Linked DNA regions of Homo sapiens: region 1 is linked to region 2. A link is a contact called in ENCODE Hi-C or POLR2A ChIA-PET data. All regions are on one chromosome and are shown on one strand. The core of a region is the stretch at or near the end of the contact, and the rest is flanking DNA. Distances in the headings are between cores, read along the strand shown. Region 1 has its middle 150 kb from the start of LINC01846. Region 2 overlaps LINC01340 (long intergenic non-protein coding RNA 1340).

Region 1 (3,658 bases), core at 179-2,678, 760 kb before region 2:
TATTGTAATTCTGAAAACAAGTCAGACTTCTAAAGATTGTATGCACATTACGTTCAAATCAAATCTTTCTGAGAATGGGACAGAAATAAGAATATGATAATAATGCTTTAAATGTAATGGAGAGGGACTTATTAGAAGCATGCATTGAATTTGAAGCATAAAGATATTCAACTGAGCAAAATAAAATAACTTTATTTTGAAATCCCTTGTATGAATTTATCAAGTGCAATGCCTATGGTCAATTAGAAGAAACCGGACTAAACTTGAAATTCTGCCTGTTCATTTCTGAGGCACTTTTTGATATGTCAAGTTTGCTTTCCCATCGTTCTAGCTTTGATAAATATTGATATTTATATATTTACCTCTGTATTGTTACATGTATATGTATATATAAGGAGGGAAACACAAACACATATCATATATTGCAAGAAGGCCTAAATCGCATTTGCTGTTTTAGATCTCTACTTGCCTCTAAAATGACAGCATTTCATAGTGGGCTCCAAGTTACGAGATCTGGTTTCTTGTCCCAGATCTGGCATTGTACACTGGGGGGCAAGCATTTACAATCTTCATATGCTTGAGAATTTTTCTGATTAAATGATTACTAATGTCCTAGCTAACTTCAATATCTTATAATATCACAATCCTATGAGTATTTTGGATTGGGAAAATCTCTCACATCTCTAATATGTGAATGTCAACCAAAGGATAATGGGAGTGAAATACCATGATGATATGTGCTGGGCATCTGCCACTTGCTACTCAGACTCCATCCTTTGTACTGCGAGGCTGCAGGAGCCAGTCTTTATGGATTACATCAATAGGGTCCCTTGAACTCAGAGGAGGGGAAGAAAAAAGGGAAGGATGAAGAGTGAGGTTGGAGTGTATATTCCTTTGCTTCTTTTCTGCAAGTCATTATTGCAGGCAGACTGTGTGACTCAAGCCTGTAGCTCCTGTCAGTTTACAGTGACTGCCCACCCTCCTTGCTTCCTCAGGCCTACCCAGTGCCATGTTCTTAGCCCTGTTGTACTACACTCCTCTTTGTGAATTCCTTATTCTCTGACCACATTTTTGCAAATATTTTCTTCGTTAAAGTCATTACAAATTATGCCAAGCTGAATGTGGCATCACTTTCCTGCTGGGATCCTAAGTGGCTGGGAATACAAACCCCTGGGTGGCTGCAGCTGGGAGGATGGCTATTGTGTTGCACGGGATGAATACTGGAATTACTCCCTCTGTCTCAGTCATCAACCAGGCACTTCCTCTCTCTGACCAGAGGCACAGGAAACCACAGCACTCTCATTGCTATGGGACAGGTCAATGGAAAACAGTGACACACAAGACAGAGCACTGCAAGCAGAGGGAGAGAGAGTGTCTCTCACAGGCTTTTGCAGAGTGAAAGGAAAGCCAGTCTCCGGGAGAAAGCGTTATTTTGTGCTGAGAACACGGAAGAGTGAATCATCTCAGAAAGATTGCTCATTTGCAGAGTAAACTCTGTGTCGTCAGAGAGGAAGAGGTTGGGGATTTTTCACAAAAGTTACCAATCCATTGATAAAAGGAAGAAACAATCTATACTCGGCCAGCCTGTCTTTTAATTGGCAAGATCCAGTTTCTTAGCAGAACTGAACAACTTAGAAGGGATAGAAACTGCGCCAAGAGAAAGGAAAAGACCAGACTTGTTAGCATCTGACTAAGAGTTCTCATCAGTTATAGTGGAAAAAGCAAAGTATAAAAAAAACCTTGAAATTAATACCAGAATCCTACTGTAAGTCATTTTGGTTTGTTATATGGACATTTGCTTTAGTTAAATAGATATGGAGGTGGATGATAGATGGATAGATAGATCAATAGAGAATTCCATAACATATGTTTAGACATTTTCATACAGTCCCAAATTAAAGAAGTGTGAATTGAGTAAACCTCACTAACCTTTCCAGTTAGGATACTTATATTTGCGGTAGGTATTTAAAACATGTTTTCATTTACGGAAAAAAATATATTAAGTACCGAGTATATGCTGAGCATTGTATGAATAACCAAAACAAACAGCTTTATTTCTCTTTATGTGTTAATAAGTGAGAAGGACATATAAAGAATGAAGCACAGTGAAGCATTCCAATTATAGCTGCCATTCCTTCTGTCCGACATGATTTTCCATCCGATCACCATGTGACTCATCCTTTATCACTTTCCTGTCTTATCTCAAACAGCACCTGTTCAGTGAGGCCTTCATGAATCTTTATAACATTTTAATCCTCCCACTTTCTATTTAATTTTTTTCATATAATTTTTAAAAATAATTGTCATTCTCCACCTTCATTACAGAATACAAACTCAATGAGGGAGAGTTTCATGTTTTTTTTTTTTTTTTTTGGTTTGCTTTGCTTAGTGCTTTAACTCCAGAACTCAGAACAGTGCCCAGCACATACAGGAGTTATTTATTTTTATTTTTTTTTTTTTTTAGTGAAAGGTAGGAAAAAGGAGGGGGAAGGGGTTCAGGGGAAACACTCAGGAGAGGAGTCACTTTTACATTTGAGGTGAGGTCAGGAAAGGCTCTGTGAAGCTCTTACCTTTGATCTGAGTCTTGAAAGATGAGTGGTTTTTTAGGTGGTGGTAGAGGGTGTTGAATAAATAAAGGCAGTGATCTAAAAGACATATCAATCACATTTATTTGAGTGCTGATTAAAGTTATAAATGTTTAATTGGTACCCTCATTAATAGAAATTTTTCTATCACTATATATATATTCAATCAGATTCTGGAGGAAAATGCCTGGGAAAGGTTGAGTAGTAGTTCTAGCTCAGGTGATTTTGTCCCCCCAGGGAAATTCTGAAGTGTCTGAGACATTTTTGGTTGTCACACTGATAGAGAGTGCTATTGGCATCTGGTAGGTAGAGGCCAGGGATATTACGAAACATTCCACATTGCACAAGACAGTGCCCCAAACATAGGCTCATCTAGCTCAAAATGTTAATAGTGACACAGATGAGAAACTCTGATTTAAAGAGAATTAGTGAAATTGAGACTAATCTCTAAAGTCTGTGCCAACACTGAATCTGAGGTTGTTTTTGAGTAGGATTTGTTTTAAACTAATTTCATTGAAGGTATACAGGATAATTAAGAGCACATTTGTTATGACTGAAACAAATCTGAGTGTCCCTCAAAGTATGTGTTAGCTTTTTTGAATATGACTGTCATAGAGTCCAGTAGTCTACCTTGTCTTCAGGGAATACGTTCTAAGGCCTCCAGTGGATATTTTAAACCACAGATGGTGGCAAACCCTATATATATTATGTTTGGTTTTGATCTGATAACTGAGATGGTTACTAAGTGACTAATGGGCAAGTAGCATATACAATGTGGATACACTGAATAGAGGAATGATTCACGTTCTGTGGGGGACAGAGTGGGGCAGTGAGTGATTTCTTCAGGCTACTCAGGGTAACTGAAATTGTGGAAGGCAAAACAATGAATATGGGGGAACTACTGTGCATTGGCCTAATATAGTACATTGGGCTTCATGTTTTCCTGTAGGTCTGTCTTGAGCTGCTATAACAGAATACCTGAGGCTGAATAACTTATAGTAAACAGAAATTTATTGGCTTACAATTCTGGAGGCTGGAAATTCAAAGATCAAGGTGCTGGCATTTTGTAGGGG
Region 2 (3,518 bases), core at 741-3,240:
TTTCTGTGGTTTATGACTTAGTGGCATATAACTCAGATTTCAGATCTGATCATTTCAGTAATAATTGGCCAGATGTGAAAGTGTGGATAATCAATAGTATTATTGTATCCTGGGTGGTCAACAGGTAACAGGTACACAAATTCATATGATTTACAACTCAGGCAAACTGGCAGATACACTCAGGGTGCCTAATAGTGTAGATTTTTAAAAAGGAAGAAATATCAGTAGCAGTTTTTTTCTTAGGAAGATCCAATGGATTTTTAGATTTGCATTATATCACTGTGCTTATTCAACATACTATTAAGAACACTCAAAATTTAGCTGAGCCATTATTTATACCAATTAAAAGAGGAGCAAAATAGCCTAAATTTGTAACTGAAAAAGATTTGAATTTGGCTTTGGGGAACATTAAGGAATTTTTCCCTCATCATGTTTACTAAATACCTGTTGTAGGGATGACTCACTAAGTAGCTCTAGAGGGAAAGAAAAGGCATTGGGAAAGTAGCCAAATGTATCTTAATTTGATAGATTGAATCCCTGCCATTCATTTTTAAAAGATTGGTTACGGACTCGTCCTTTGAAGAAACCCTCTGTTTCATCCACGTTTCTGGCTCCTAACAGAGAATCCTCCCTGCGCTTCCCCCTCACCAAAAGAAAACAATTTGGAAAAATTATCTTCCTTTTCATATTATAAAGTTTATTAAAGTAGTGTGTACCTGGGCTCAAAACAAACAAACGAAAAACAACTTAGTACAGAAAGGTTTATTTTGAAAAGCAATTAATAACTATTTGTAACATTTTTTCTGTCCCCTATTTGTTCTGGCAAAAGAGAAACGCTTTAATTCTGCTAATTGTTCCCGTTTCAGTTGTAATGTTGATAATCTTTAAATTTTAAAAGAAAATCTTATGCATTATTTCCAGATTTATTAACTGTCATATATCATTTATTGACTTTTTGCTATGATAAATGAGGATAAAACTGACTCTCTAGAAGCACTACCCTGGTTCATAATTGAGTAGGAGTGGTCAATCCTCATTCTATTTTTCAAAACTAAGAAAAAAAAGTTAAACTAGTAGCATGCTTTTCTTCACAGGATGTCTTTTAAATCATTGCCAAGGACACTGCTACTTTAGGCATCAGTGAACTGGAATTCTATAGAGGTATTAGAATGTTGAAACCAAAGAATATGATTGAAGATATGGGTTGGTGAGTCAATTACAACTATAATCTTCTGCTCCCTTCTGTTTCTCCTACCTTGAACCCCAAGCAACCTTCTCCAGGAAATCTTTTAATGATTCTCTTATCTATCACTTTCAATGATGCATTTTACTCATAGACTTTCATGATATCTATAGTTTCTTGACTTCTTACTTTCTCATTTGAGTTTCAGCTTCACTCTTGTCTCCTAAATGAAGCTAAACACTTCTAATCATTCTCCTTAAGGGTTAACTTGCCCCTGCCTCATTACAGAACTATTTAGTTACCAAGAACCAAATTACTGTCTTTCTACTATAACCTCATGTCATTTCTATCCACACATTTAGAATTGATGTGGTGGAAAGCACTATCCACCAGGAACCCACAAGCTGACTTCCACTTCTTGATTTGAATGTGTGGCTTGGGACACATCTAGAAAAACAAAGGGATGAAGTAAATGAACCCTCAGCTCTGACCATCTGCCTACTTGGTGCAGGCACAGTGGTTAGCCTCCTTTGGCTTTCCAAAGGGCCGACACTTTGTCAATATGCACCACTATGGCCACACTAGTTGTTAAGGGCAACTTCTGTTCTGATTGGTCAGTACCCAGTCAGAATAATCTATTCTCCCAACCAATATTTATTGGGTTCCTACCAGCAGCAAGGTATCTACTAGACCCTGAATATTTATTGGATAAAATATATATTCTAAGTCAAAGTGTCTCTGCTAGTAATGTAATGTGTGACTTTGGCCCAACCACTTAACATGCCTGGGTTTCAGTTTCCTCATTTGCAAAACAGGAAATGTTCAAAGTCTGTTTTTCTCAAGTGATTTATGAGTCAGTAATGATTACACTCAAATTGGTAGAATTCACTTTTTAAAGTTACAAGTAAAGGAAATAGGTCATATTTTTACAAAAGCAATATGTTAGTTTTTAATTATAAAGAAAAGTAAAGCCAATTACCAGGGGAAAAATCAGTGCAGCCATTTTCTCCCTGAATAAATGTCTAATTATCTACAACATCTCATTTTCCAGTTTCTAGCCATATTTATATATTCAGTTGTTATTGGAATTTTCACCTTGAGAAGATATCCTGATTTGACAGAGCAAAATATAAAATATGATCTTGAAGATAAATAAATCCATTGAACTCTGCCAACCACAATCCCACTCTGTTCAAAGCTGCAGTCGGGTTCTAATTCCTCAGCAAAGAGATGAGCCTGTGCTCTGTGCCAGGCTGTGTGAACCATGTGACACAACAAAATGTGTAAGAAATTATCTCCACCTTCAAATAGTTTAAGATGCAGTAATGTGACAAGCACAAAACGTAACATGACTGTAAACAGACATGGCCTGGTGAGTCCCTAACATGTCATGACATTTCAAGAGCAAGCACTGTGTGGTTTCACAGAAAAGGGCTGCCAAAGAAGATGGGATGTAAATCTCACTGATTAAAAAAAATCAGTAGCTAACACACACAGAGACACAACATATATGCATAACACCTATGCAGATGTGTTTATGTGTGTGTGTATATATAGTGAGAGTGAAAAATGAGAACCCATTCTTATCATTAGATTTAAAGAGAACACATACATGAAGTACTTAGAACAACGCTTAGCATATAGTAAGGGCCCTAAAAGGATGAGCTGTTAGGTCATAGGAACACTGACATTTGAGAAGGCCAGAACACCCATGAGAGTCACAAATGATCACTGAACATCCTTCACACCCCCAAGCCCCAAATTTCTGACCCCTCTCTCCTGACAGGTTTGCCAGCAGAACCCAACTAGATGGACCGGTTCCTCTGGAACCTGTGGTGGGCATGCCACCCAGGTAGGCCAATCAAAGGGCCTCATCTGCTTGGCTATTTTGGTTGATCTACCAAGAGGCACGTAACACTGGTGGCATCAGATTTCTTATCTGGATTTTTCTCAAACCTGCCACTGCCCTATTCCTGCCAACCATGCAAAAATACCAATTTATTCCATGGAAAGAGAAAAAAGATTAACTAGGAGGAGAGATCTCATTACCTGACAGGAGATAATGTCTTTGAAAAAATTAAACAAGCACCAGAGAACAGAATAACTAGGGATTTGTAGCCTTTAAAATATTTTAGCCTCTAGAGATACCTATAATTGTGCTTTTAGCATGAAATCTATGAAATAAATTTTGAGATTTATGGATATTTATTTTTCCTATGAAAATTTTCTTGGAATCATAATGGTGTAGTTTCTGCACTATGTCTTTTAAAAGCTAGTTGCAGGTGGGATCTCTCTCTCATTATGTGAAAGGCTAGCATTTGCTCAATTTAAATGT

The links. A loop is a pair of places that touch in the nucleus more often than their neighbours do. ChIA-PET counts read pairs that join two places held with the same protein, here RNA polymerase II (POLR2A). Pooled maps may share reads with other maps.
Region 1: a pooled map shows a loop between it and region 2 (8-fold over the local background). The contact joins two enhancer-like sites. A Hi-C loop is called at or near these places in 1 of 37 single-sample maps with no recorded cell type and 6 of 50 pooled maps. POLR2A ChIA-PET finds 5 or more read pairs at or near these places in 1 of 52 experiments (BJ).

Annotation. Positions count from the first base shown.
Region 1 is chr5:98,307,666-98,311,323 of GRCh38, reverse strand. No RefSeq gene overlaps it. Among named protein-coding and RNA genes, the nearest start is that of LINC01846, 150 kb to the right of the region's middle. Within about 2 kb of position 1,428, at least 9 of the 41 ENCODE cell types and tissues checked have a DNase peak (open chromatin) inside an H3K27ac peak, as active enhancers do.
Region 2 is chr5:97,546,648-97,550,165 of GRCh38, reverse strand. The region is part of intron 2 of LINC01340 (long intergenic non-protein coding RNA 1340); the gene reads right to left. Among named protein-coding and RNA genes, the nearest start is that of LINC01340, 44 kb to the right of the region's middle. Within about 2 kb of position 1,990, at least 2 of the 41 ENCODE cell types and tissues checked have a DNase peak (open chromatin) inside an H3K27ac peak, as active enhancers do.